Linked DNA regions of Homo sapiens: region 2 is linked to region 1. The links are chromatin contacts, found by Hi-C in ENCODE. All regions are on one chromosome and are shown on one strand. Each heading gives the region's core, a stretch centred on a gene start or an enhancer-like site at or near the end of the contact. The rest is flanking DNA. Distances are from core to core; before and after follow the strand shown. Region 1 holds the start of USP22 (ubiquitin specific peptidase 22). Region 2 holds the start of MAPK7 (mitogen-activated protein kinase 7).

The links. Hi-C counts contacts between places; a loop is a spot of excess contacts on that map. Pooled maps may share reads with other maps.
Region 2: a loop to region 1 is called in a map of naive thymus-derived CD4-positive, alpha-beta T cell, with 14 times the contacts of the local background. The contact joins the promoter of MAPK7 here to the promoter of USP22 in region 1. A Hi-C loop is called at or near these places in 1 of 168 maps with a recorded cell type or tissue (naive thymus-derived CD4-positive, alpha-beta T cell), 5 of 37 single-sample maps with no recorded cell type and 9 of 50 pooled maps.

What each region holds. Positions count from the first base shown.
Region 1 is chr17:21,039,025-21,045,217 of GRCh38, forward strand. It overlaps USP22 (ubiquitin specific peptidase 22), which reads right to left and starts at 3,987. Exons shown (of 13, transcript NM_015276.2): 1 at 3,641-3,987. The coding sequence starts at 3,811. RefSeq lists a silencer at 3,673-4,272 and enhancers at 3,808-4,757, 4,758-5,705.
Region 2 is chr17:19,375,479-19,381,671 of GRCh38, forward strand. It overlaps MAPK7 (mitogen-activated protein kinase 7), which reads left to right and starts at 3,020. Exons shown (of 7, transcript NM_002749.4): 1 at 3,020-3,152; 2 at 3,418-3,654; 3 at 4,304-4,469; 4 at 5,130-6,193. The coding sequence starts at 3,423. It also overlaps a transcript of B9D1 not described here. RefSeq lists silencers at 2,096-2,145, 2,856-2,915, 2,986-3,245 and enhancers at 2,416-2,645, 4,983-5,945.

The sequences.
Region 1 (6,193 bases), core at 2,737-5,236:
CACTGCAACCTCCGCCTCCCTGGTTCAAGCGATTCTCCTGCCCCAGCCTCACGAGTAGCTGGGATTACAGGCGCGTGCCACCATGCCCAGCTAATTTTGTGTATTTTTAGTAAAGACATGGTTTCACCGTGTTAGCCAGGATGGTCTCGATCTCCTGACCTCGTGATCCGCCCGCCTCGGCCTCCCAACGTGCTGGGATTACAGGCGTGAGCCACCATGCCCGGCAGAAATATTTTTATAGTCTGCAATACAAGAGTTTTATGGCAATTCGGGCCAGGCGCGGTGGCTCATGCCTGTAATCCCAGCACTTTGGGAGGCCAAGATGGGCGGATCACCTGAGGTTGGGAGTTCGAGACCAGTCTGACCAACATGAAGAAACCCCATCTCTACGAAAAATACAAAATTAGCCAGGCATGGTGGCGCATGCCTGTAATCCCAGCTACTTGGGAGAATCACTTAAACCCTGGAGGGGGAGGCTGTGGTGAGCCGAGATCACGCCATTGCCCTCCAGCCTGGGCAAAAAGAGTGAAAACCCCATCTCAAAAAACAGAGTTTTACTGCAATTCAAGCTTCTTTTGGACAGAAATTTATCAAGCCTGGTCATGTTTTTGTCATGTTCTGCCTGTTAAAAGAAGAATCAAAGTTTGGGTACAAAATGCATAATCCATCTGTCCTTAGATAACAAAACTCGTAATTCCTATTCATTCAGGGATTCATTTCTTTAAACTGTACCTGAGATGTCCATCTCAAAAAGTACCTTTGTTTGTTTACAAAGATTATAATTCAAGTTGAAGTTTGTTTTGAGATAGGTTTTGTTGTCCAGGCTGGAGTACAGTGGCACAATCATCAGCTTAAAGTACTTTTACAGTCAAGTTCATATCATTAAAACCAAAAATATGGCTGGGCTCAGTGGCTCTGGCCTGTAATCCCAGCACTCTGGGAGACAGGAGGATGGCTTGAGTCCAGGAGTTCAAGACCAGCCTGTGCAATATAGTGAGACACTGTCTCTACAAATATTAGCCGGTCGTGGTGACACACGCCCGTAGTCCCAGCTACTCAGGAGAGGCTGGAGTCCAGGAATCTGAGGCTGCAGTGATCACTGACCAGACCATTGCACTCCATCCTGGGTAACAGAGCAAGACTCTGTCTCTACAAAAAATAATTTTTAATAAAATAAAATTTAAAAAACAAAATGTCCTAAGCTTACAGATCTGATGGAAATCCTATGCAGATTGTCCAACTGTTAATCATCAGGTTTGTTAAACTATTTCCCAAACCAACTCTTCCTTAACTGGGCCACTAGAGAGTGCTAGAAATGCAGGACACCGCACATGAAGTGATACAGGTAAATAAGTCCCCCCAGTCAGAGGAAAAAGCATGGAGGGCTTAAGGGCTCCTTGCTGGCACACTGCCAACTGGCACTGCAGCAGCCCCCACCTAAATTTTGAAAGAAATATTTTTCACTACCCGACTACAGTTCAACTTCTAATTGGTGAATAACATACATGTGGCTCAACAGTTTTGAAACTAAGCAACTGACATCTGAAATTAAAAGATTAATCAGAGCCATAAGTAGCGCAAAAAAAAAAAGTAATTCTTAACTTTAGGAAATTAGGCAAAGTTAGTTAATGATGGTTTAAACTTGACTCCTTCTATTTGGTTAAAAAATACCAGAGGGGGGAAGAAAGGGAGAGGGAGGGAGGGAACGGAAAAAGAAAAGGAGGGAGAGGAAGAGTGGGGCGGTCCCCACTTCATCCAAAGTAGTAACAAATCTTGGGCGCGTCACGTCCCAATCCGGACACTACTGACCCAGAGTAGCAACAGCACATTCCCTGTAGAAGACTGGCTTCAACCAGGCCACCCTTTTTTTTTTTTTTCCGGAGGGGGTCTTGCTCTGTCACCCAGTCTGGAGTACAGTGGCGCGATCACTGCTCACTGCAACCTCCGCCTCCCGGGTTGAAGTGATTCTCCTGCCTCAACCTCTGGAGTAGCTGGGATTACAGGCGCCCGCCATCACACCCGGCTACTTTTCGTATTTTTAGTAGAGATGAGGTTTCACCATGTTGGCCAGGCTGGTCTCGAACTCCTGACCTCGTGATCTGCCCCCCTCGGCCTCCCCACGTGCTGGGATTACAGGCGTCAGCCACCGCGCCAAGCCAGGCCATCTTTTCTTAAAGACACACAATTCTACTAGCAAGACTCTAACTCCGATCCTGAAACGTTTTATGTCTGATTTTAGTTCATCCAGACATAACGCTACCTGATACCATTACAGATAAAAAAAATTTTGAGGCCGGGCACGGTGGCTCATGCCTGTAATCCCAACACTTTGGGAGGCAGAGGCGGGTGGATCACCTGAGATCAGGAGTTCCAGACCAGCCTGGCCAACATGGTGAAACCCCGTCTCTACTAAAAATACAAAAATTAGCCGGGCGTGGTAGCAGGAGCCTGTAATCCCAGCTACTCAGGAGGCTGAGGCAGGAGAATCGGCTGAACCCGGGAGGCGGAGATTGTAGTGAGCCGAAATCGCGCCACTGCACTCCAGCCTGGGGTACAAAGCGAGACTTCGTCTCAAAAAAATAATTTTTTTTTTGAATTACTGCTTAACATACCCTACAATCTCAGCGAGCCTGTTGGTATTCCCATAAATAAAAAAATGCCACTCAAGGTGGAAACTGCCCTCACAACTCCCAATCTCGGATTGTAATCTACAAAAGCGCGTGAAACTGTAAAAATAAACTTTATTCACATAGAAGAATCACGTTACGTTTTGATTTCCAAACCCTTACCAAGCCTAACTGCGGGACGCAAGACTGGGCTCCCCGAGGGGACTCACTCCTGGTTAAGGCCTCCCACAGCCCACGGCGCGCTTCCAAGTCTACTCCTCAGCCGCAACGCAAACCCGGGCTGTGGCTCCGCACCCACAGGCTCGCCCCGGCCCCAGCCCCTGCCGCCCTCCACCTCCAGCTCCTCGCGGGCCCCGAGGCAGCCGCGAAGCTCCGGCCCCGCGCCCCCCAGCCCGCCTCCTGCCCCAGCTCCCGTCCAAGGTCGCTCCTGGCGGCGGGTGACCGCTGCAGACCAACGCCCAGAACTCGACAGCCCCCCATCCTTTACTCATTTTTTTGAAATATTTCTTTCTCTGCACCCGCATCCAGCCCCGAACCCTCCAGAACCAGGAGAGTTCCCCGCAAGGACCTCGCGCAGGAACGCCCGGGACCGCCCACCGAAGTCCCAGGCTCCCCAGGCAGCAGGGCAGGAGAACACCACCCCCGGCCCGGAAGCACTCGCCCCTCCCGGGCCAAGAAGGATAAGGGAGGGGGAGGGCGGAGAGAAAGGAGGGGGAGGGGACAGAGAGGAGGGGGAGGGGACAGAGAGGAGGGGGAGGGAAAGGAAGAATGGGGGAAGGGGGGAGAGGGGAAGGATAGGAAGATGAGGAGATAAGGGAAGGGAGAGAGTTGAGGGGGGAAGGAAAGGAGGGGGAAGGGGTAAAGAGAAGAGAGGGCAGAAGGAGAGAGGAAGAGGAAGGACAGGGAAAGGCAACGGGGGAAGGGAAGAGGGCAGGAAAAGGGCCCCTCCGCCGGCCGGCCTCAGGAGCGGCAGAAGGCCCCGAGCCCGCCGCGCGGTGGGCTGCCGGGCGCACCTTGCGCTTGCGGGCCTCAGCCGTGCCGCTCCACACGAAGCACTGGTAGATGGCCCGCAGGTTCTGCTTCCAGTTGTCCACCTTGAAGCTGCCCAGGTGCGAGCAGCCCGGCGGCGCTACCGCCAGCTCGGCGTCCATGGCCTCGCCCTCGGGCTCTGGCCGGGACACCATGGGGGGCAAGGCCCGGCCGCGCGCGGGGGGCGGCGGCGAGGGAGGCGAGGACGACGCCAGCGCGGCGTGGGGGCTGCTCGGCGGCTGGCCAGGCTGGCCAAGGCCCGGGCGCCGAGAACAAAGCGCGGAGGCCGGACAAAGATGGGGCTGCGCGATCGCCGAGGGGAGGCTGCAAGGCAGGCACCGCCCCCGAGCTGCGGCTGCTGCGGACCGCCTGCGCTGCGCTCTCGCGGTTCGCGGAGGGTGTCGCGGGGCGGGGCGCCGCGGCCGCGGACGGAGATTACGTCACCCCCCCCCCCCCTCCCGGCCGGCACCGCACTGCGCAGTCTCCAGCCCGCGCCAGGCCCTTCCCCCACACTCGCGCGCCCGTTAGGCTCTGGGTAGACCCGCGCCCGAGGAAGCGTGGTAGGGGGGGGAAGCTAACGAGGGCCCGCCCCTCCCCTTCCTTTATTGGTAGTAGGCCACCCCCCCCCCCCCCCCGGCACCTTCGGCTATTGTCATAGGCTCTCAGTATAGTCCGTCTGGTACAGAGCCGCCTCCCGGGACCCTGGCGGCTAGACGTTCCCTGTCTCTTCCAGAGGACTGGGGAGGCGGGGGCGTGCTGCGGTTGGGCGGCGCGAGACGTCAGTCCTAGCACTGAACCGGTTTGCGCCGGCCTGAGCTCTGCCGCAAAGAGGCGGGGCGATGAGCTGGAGCGCCGCAGGTCGGGCCTCCATCCAGGGCCTGCGCTTTCCCACCCAAAAGCACCCCCTAATCGGGAGCTGTTTGCAGGGCCCCCGGTTGCCGTAACCTGGCTCGGGCCCTGCAGTGCCGTGGCCCGGGGCTGGAACTGCCTGCCAACTGCCTGGTAGGCGCTGCCCCCGGCCGCAAGCTGGGGCGCCTCCTGTCGGGAGCCCGCTGATAGTGAGGGCCAACCCGGCGCCATCCAGTTTAAAGAGGCATCTGCGCGCCACACGCCTGACACTTCACATTTGCTAGTGGCTACATTTTTCTAATGAAAAAAGAAAGTTACAGTAATATATCTCAACCCAATAAAGTCAAATTATTTCAGCATGTAGGCAGTATTGCAAAATCGTTAGTGGAATGTTTTACAGTTTTTGCAGCAAGTCTTGGAAATCTGGTATTTACACTTAAAGCACATCCAATTCCTACTAGCTGCTACCGCAGTGGGCGGCACAGGTCTAATCGGTATACAAATAACTGACCCAAGGCAAACTGAGAAGACATTTAAAGACGAATGCAAACGAAGTTCTGGGGGAACCAGGGCGCCAAGGGTCTGGGGGAACTTGGATAAGGTGTCAGGTGTGGAGCTGCTCCCCTGTACTCATCCCGCTGCTAACTGCTTTGCTCATTCATTCATCCACAGATTGCAGGAAACAGCAATTGCCGTCCAGAACCATCACAAGTTAAAAAATAAAGATTGTGATCTCACAACACTTAAAGCTACAGGGTTTAATGGACTGACGACTGGGATAAAGCTTTTGTGGCCAAGACAAATTGCCGAGCACAGGTTTTTGCCTCATGGCCTTCGTGCTTGCAGTACCCTCTCCCTAAAATGCTTTCCCTACCCCCTCACCCTCTGCATCCTTATATTCCATGTCTGATGCTCGCTCACCTCCTTCCAGCTTTATCACACACCTCCTTTTCCGTGAAAAGGAAAATTGCCACCCTAATGAAAATTGCAAGCCCCCCAAAATTCTCCATTCCCTTACCCTGCTTTGTTTTTCTCCAAAGAATTTATCACTATCTGGCGTAATGAATATTTACTTATTTTTTTTATTGTCTCTTCCCTTAATAGCATGAAAAATTACGAGAGGGTAATCTTTTTTTTTTATTTTTTATTTTTGAGACAGAGTCTCGCTCTGTTGCCCAAGGCTGGAGTACAGTGGTGCAATTTCGGCTCACTGAAACCTCCGCCTCCCAGATTCAAGCGATTCTCCTGCCTCAGCCTCCCCAGTAGCTGATATTACAGGCGCCTGCCACCACGCCGCTAATTTTTGTATTTTTAGTAGAGAGGGGCTTTCACCATGTTGATCTGGAACTTTTACTAGAAATGGGGTTTCGTCAGGCTGGTTTTGAACTTCTGACAGCAAGTGGTCCACCAGCCTCGGCCTCCCACAGTGCTGGGCTTATAGGCGTGAGCCACTGCGCCTGGCCTCCAAGAGGGTAATGATATTGTGTGTTTTATGTACTACTACAGCCGCAAGTTCCCAGAACTGTATTGGCTACATGCAGGTACTCGGAATTACCCGGTGAAGCCCTATAGTAGTCCCAGCTACTCCAGAGGCTACGGCAAGAGGATCGCAGAGCCCAGGAGGTCAAGGCTGCAGTGAGCTGTGATTGTGCCACTACACTCTAGCCTGGGCAACAAAGCAAGACCCC
Region 2 (6,193 bases), core at 1,770-4,269, 1.7 Mb before region 1:
TGGGTACTGTGGCTCATGCCTGTAATCCCAGCACTTTGGGAGGCTGAGGCAGGTGGATCACTTGAGGTCAGGAGTTCGAAACCAGCCTGACCATCTCTAATAAAAATATAAAAATTAGCTGGACATGGTGGTGGGGACCTGTAATCCCAACTACTCGGGAAGCTGAGGGAGAAGAATTGCTTGAACCTGGGGTGCAGATGTTGCAGTGAGCCGAGATCGTGCCAGTGCACTCCAGCCTGGGCGATAGAGTGAGACTCAGTATCAGAAAAAGAAAAGAGGTGTTGGTGAGGATGTGGAGAAATCGGAACTCTTAAATATTGCTGGTGAATTTGTAAAATGGTGCAACTGCTGGAGAAAACAGCTTGGCACTTTCTCAAGAAGTTAATAGTTTACCATGTGACCCAGCAATCCCACTCCCAAGAGAAAGGAAAACATGTCCACAAAAAAACTTGTAAACAAATGTTCTCAGAAGCATTATCATAATAGCCAAAAAGTTGAAACAACCCAAATGTTCATAAACTGATGGATAAACAAAATATGGTATATCTAAACAATGCAATATATTTGGCCATAAAAATTAGTGCTAATATGACAACATGAACTTTATGCTAAGTGAAATAAGCCAAACACAAAAGACTACACAGTGTGTGATTCCATTAGTATAGAGCATCCACAATACGCAAGTCCATAGAGACAGAAAGTAGTTCAGTGGTTGCAAGGGCTCTGGTGAAAGAGGAATGAGGAGTGACCGTTAATGGGTATAAACCAAAAATAAAATTAGAAGGCCCTTTGCAACCATCTGAATGGACTCCCTCCTTGGCCAGCACACCCTAAAATTTAACCTGAAAGACTGGTTCAGGCCACGATGGGAGGTGAGAGTTGGACATGCCTTATTATACCCCTCCAACATTAACATCAACACTGACCTTAAGTCTGATAAGAAATATTTGTCTATTCTCTCTATAGCCTGCTACTGGGAGGCTTCAACTGCATAATAAAACCTAGGTCTCCTGGCCAGGTGCAGTGGCTCACGCCTGTAATCCCAGCACTTTGGGAGGCCGGGAGCAGGGGGGCGTGGATGACTTGAGGTCAGGAGTTCGAGACCAGCCAGGCCAACAGGGTGAAACCCCATCTCTACTAAAATACAAAAAAAAAAAAAAAAAAAAAAAAAAAGCCGGGCTTGATGGCTCATGCCTGTGATCCCAGCTATTCGGGAGGCTGAGGCAGGAGACCAGGAGGGGGAGGTTGCAGTGAGCCGAGATCGCACCACTGCACTCCAGCCTGGGCAACAGAGTGAGACTCACTCTTCAAATAAAATAAAATAAAATAAAATAAAATAAAATAAAATAAAATAAAATAAACAACCAAAAAACCCTAGGTCTCCACAACCCCTTATCATAACCCAGATATTCCTTTCTATAGATAATAACTCTTGTAACCAACTGCCAATCAGGATATGTTTAAATCTACCTGTGACTTGGAAGCCCCTCCCCTTTGAGTTGTCCCGCCCTTCCAGAATAGACATTGAACAGACATTTCCCCAAAGGAGACAAATGGCCAATAAGCACATCAAATCAATGTCAATCTTGCATGTATTGACTTATGTATTATGTCTTCCTGAAATGTATAAAGGCTGACTATGCCCCGACCATCTTGGGCACATGTTGTAGGACCTCCTGAGGCTGTCACCACCATGTCCTTAACATTGGCAAAATAAACTTTCTAAATTGACTTGAGACTTGTCTCAGATACTTGGTTCACATAGGTTTCTTTTAGGGGCGATGAAAATGTTCCATAAACCACTCTACCTAAAATTAGGTAGTGATGATGGCTGCTCAACTGTGAATATACCAAAAAACACTGAATTGTACACTATAAAAGGATGAGTTTTATGGTATGTTATTAAAAGTTGTTTAAAAGTGAGGGACCCCTCCAGTTATTGATATGGAATGATCTTCAGGAAAAGAGCATAATATGCTACATTTTTGTACACCAAAGGGGAGGTAGGTACGAATATGCATACATATTGCTTTTTTCTAGAAGCCGCCTAGGAGTGAAACCAAAATTCTTCACTTCTTTTCGGCCCTACCTCGAGCTCCCTTTAGAAAACCTTTCCTTCCAGCTCACAGTATCCACCATGTCCACCTTCGCCTCCCGGCACTGAGCCTTAGAGGGGCGGTGCTCCATAAACATTTGCTACATGAATGAACGAATAAACTATCGGATTTTGGGGTGGGTCGGGACAGCTCGGTTCCAGCGAGGGCTCCGCCCACCCGCGGGCTCCGCAGAGGAGCAGAGGTTGGGCGGCCGCCTCGGTTAACTCCGCTGCAGCCCAAAGCACGGGAATCGCGGGACAGACAAACGAGCGGAGGGAAGATACCTAGAAGCCAGGAAACCGCGAGCTGCAGTCCAACTTGGCCGGAAGCTGCGGAGAGGCTCAGCCACCGGAAGTCAGTGGAGGGTTCGGCCGGACGCTCTAGAATCCCGGAGGACCGGGATCTCTGTGGTTGGCCGTGACGGGCACCCTCTACCGGGGATGACACATTCCCAGAGCTCCTGGGACCAAGCAAATGGCGGACACAATTCCCTGGGCGGAAGGGGACTTCGGGAGCCAGTAGCCAAGGTAACAGTCCCAGACCTGGGCATCTCAGGCCGGGCAGTTCCCCGAGCTCACGGGACTAGCTGTGATTGGCCGGATGAGGTTGAGAGCTTCATGGGGACGCGCGCGCTACGTGCAGGGGCGTTGCCTTCCATTCACTTGGCGCCCGACTGCCAGTGCGCATGCGTTTGAAGGCGGTGCAGGGCGGGGAGCACACCCCTGCGAAGTGCCGGGCACCCTTTGGGCGGCTCCCGCCGGCGAGCTGGACAGCGGCGCGCGCCAGGCGTGGCTTTCTCGGCCGGTGGGCTAGGATTGGACGCAGTAGGTAGAAGGGGCAGGACCCTCCGCAGCAGTAGCTCAGCGATTGGCCAGGAGCTGGAGGGAGCGTGGCCTTGGGAGGCGGGGCGGAGGGGGACGGACAGGGCAGCTCAAGACGCTGAGGTGGTGGCTGCGGCCTTTGAACAAGTAAGTGAGCCACCCTCGGAGACCCCCGCGCTGGGGACGGGAGGCCGGCGAGCCTCGGGACCTCTGAAAGCCTTGAGGAGGCGCGGGGGTGAGTGCGGCCCTGAGGAAACCCAGGTGCCCCGCCCCTCCCTTTCTTCCTGGCCCGCGCCTCGCCTACCCCTCCCCCGACCCTGGCGGGCCCCCGGCTCTGGGCCCGGACCCCTGGGGTAGCTAGTCTGCCACGAACCAGCCGCGCGCTTCTGCCCTTGTCGGTTTAGGAAACTGGGAAGTTCCCTGGTCCTGCTCCCCAGCCCGCAGAGGGGACACTGAGGCCCACGGTAGGTGGTCCTCTCCTCACCCGAGTCTCCACACAGACACCATGGCCGAGCCTCTGAAGGAGGAAGACGGCGAGGACGGCTCTGCGGAGCCCCCCGGGCCCGTGAAGGCCGAACCCGCCCACACCGCTGCCTCTGTAGCGGCCAAGAACCTGGCCCTGCTTAAAGCCCGCTCCTTCGATGTGACCTTTGACGTGGGCGACGAGTACGAGATCATCGAGACCATAGGCAACGGGGCCTATGGAGTGGTGTCCTCCGCCCGCCGCCGCCTCACCGGTGAGCTTCCTGAGCCGTCGCCTCCCAGATGTGGCAGCGTCGCAGGGAGTGGGAAACCGGCCTGTCCCAGACAGCCGGGAAGGAAAGCGGGGTGCGAGTTCTGGCTCCAGTCAACACACACTGACCAGGGCCTTCTGCCTGCCAGGCTCCGGGGAGGCTCGGTTCTCTGAAACTCCGGCCTGGTGGTTTTGCCATCCTGCCTGCCTACTTCCTCCTTAGGAAAATGATAGTCCCAGTTAGACCAGAATGGAGAGCCAGTCCTTCGTGTCTAAGAGAGAAATGTGTTCTGGAGCCAGACACTGGCATAAGGAACTGGTGGTGGGATGGGTGAGGTCTGAGATGGAGAGGGTGTAGGCATAAGAGGCTGAGCTACACCACTGGGCATCCGTGCAACCTCCAACAAGTTACTAAGCCATATTTCCTTCTCTTTAACGTTGACCTATTGGGACCTGCCCCGCAGGGGAGTTGTGAAGGTAACATTTAATAATGTAGGTAACATGCTTAGCACAGGGCTTGGCACATAGTAGGTACCCAATACTTGGTAGCTGTTGTCATTTGCATCCTAGAAGGGAGGTGTTGATAGGGGCTGAGTCGACTCTGCAGTTTCTCCAAGGTATCCTCTGGTATGTCCCTTTTCCCTGCTCCTCAGGCCAGCAGGTGGCCATCAAGAAGATCCCTAATGCTTTCGATGTGGTGACCAATGCCAAGCGGACCCTCAGGGAGCTGAAGATCCTCAAGCACTTTAAACACGACAACATCATCGCCATCAAGGACATCCTGAGGCCCACCGTGCCCTATGGCGAATTCAAATCTGTGTAAGAAGCGGGATGGGAGAGGGAGCCAGACTTGGGACTTTTCTGAAGGCTGCAACCATGTTGCCGAAGTTCTGGAAAGGCAGCTGAATCTAATCTGAAGCAGGCTGGGAAAATTCCCGCAGTTCTAGGACCAGTTCTTTAGAGTTTTGCCAGGGACAACTGTTATTCCTCAAGAAGTGTACAGATGATTTTACAGTTTTATAGAATCTTAGTATATAGGATGTCAAATGTAGGACATTCCTACTATGACCACACCCTCCTATTCCCATAGCAGACTTCACTAATCAATCACAGAACACTTTCCTACAGACAGTGGACAAGCCTGGTCAATTTTCATCATAGTTCTTCAAGCTGCCACTACCAAACAATGGAGATAGCCCCAAAAGGAAACCTATTGGCCAGCCCTGGTGTAGTCCAACCCCATCTTTTATCTGATGGGGAAACTAGGTCTGGAGACAAAAGTGATTTAACCAAGTTCATGGAAAAGTCGTAGAGAATCTAAAACGTGATGCTCTTCTTCCATACCATGCCGTCAGCCCCTATGGGGTCCCAGGGTAAGGCTGTTACCTGTCTGGAATCGGAAGGGTGTGGTGAGGATGGGGCTTGTCCCTGGAGTGTGATCAGGCCAACCCATGCTTCTCTCCTTCCTTCCCCTTCCAGCTACGTGGTCCTGGACCTGATGGAAAGCGACCTGCACCAGATCATCCACTCCTCACAGCCCCTCACACTGGAACACGTGCGCTACTTCCTGTACCAACTGCTGCGGGGCCTGAAGTACATGCACTCGGCTCAGGTCATCCACCGTGACCTGAAGCCCTCCAACCTATTGGTGAATGAGAACTGTGAGCTCAAGATTGGTGACTTTGGTATGGCTCGTGGCCTGTGCACCTCGCCCGCTGAACATCAGTACTTCATGACTGAGTATGTGGCCACGCGCTGGTACCGTGCGCCCGAGCTCATGCTCTCTTTGCATGAGTATACACAGGCTATTGACCTCTGGTCTGTGGGCTGCATCTTTGGTGAGATGCTGGCCCGGCGCCAGCTCTTCCCAGGCAAAAACTATGTACACCAGCTACAGCTCATCATGATGGTGCTGGGTACCCCATCACCAGCCGTGATTCAGGCTGTGGGGGCTGAGAGGGTGCGGGCCTATATCCAGAGCTTGCCACCACGCCAGCCTGTGCCCTGGGAGACAGTGTACCCAGGTGCCGACCGCCAGGCCCTATCACTGCTGGGTCGCATGCTGCGTTTTGAGCCCAGCGCTCGCATCTCAGCAGCTGCTGCCCTTCGCCACCCTTTCCTGGCCAAGTACCATGATCCTGATGATGAGCCTGACTGTGCCCCGCCCTTTGACTTTGCCTTTGACCGCGAAGCCCTCACTCGGGAGCGCATTAAGGAGGCCATTGTGGCTGAAATTGAGGACTTCCATGCAAGGCGTGAGGGCATCCGCCAACAGATCCGCTTCCAGCCTTCTCTACAGCCTGTGGCTAGTGAGCCTGGCTGTCCAGATGTTGAAATGCCCAGTCCCTGGGCTCCCAGTGGGGACTGTGCCATGGAGTCTCCACCACCAGCCCCGCCACCATGCCCCGGCCCTGCACCTGACACCATTGATCTGACCCTGCAGCCACCTCCACCAGTCAGTGAGCCTGCCCCACCAAAGAAAGATGGTGCCATCTCAGACAATACTAAGGCTGCCCTTAAAGCTGCCCTGCTCAAGTCTTTGA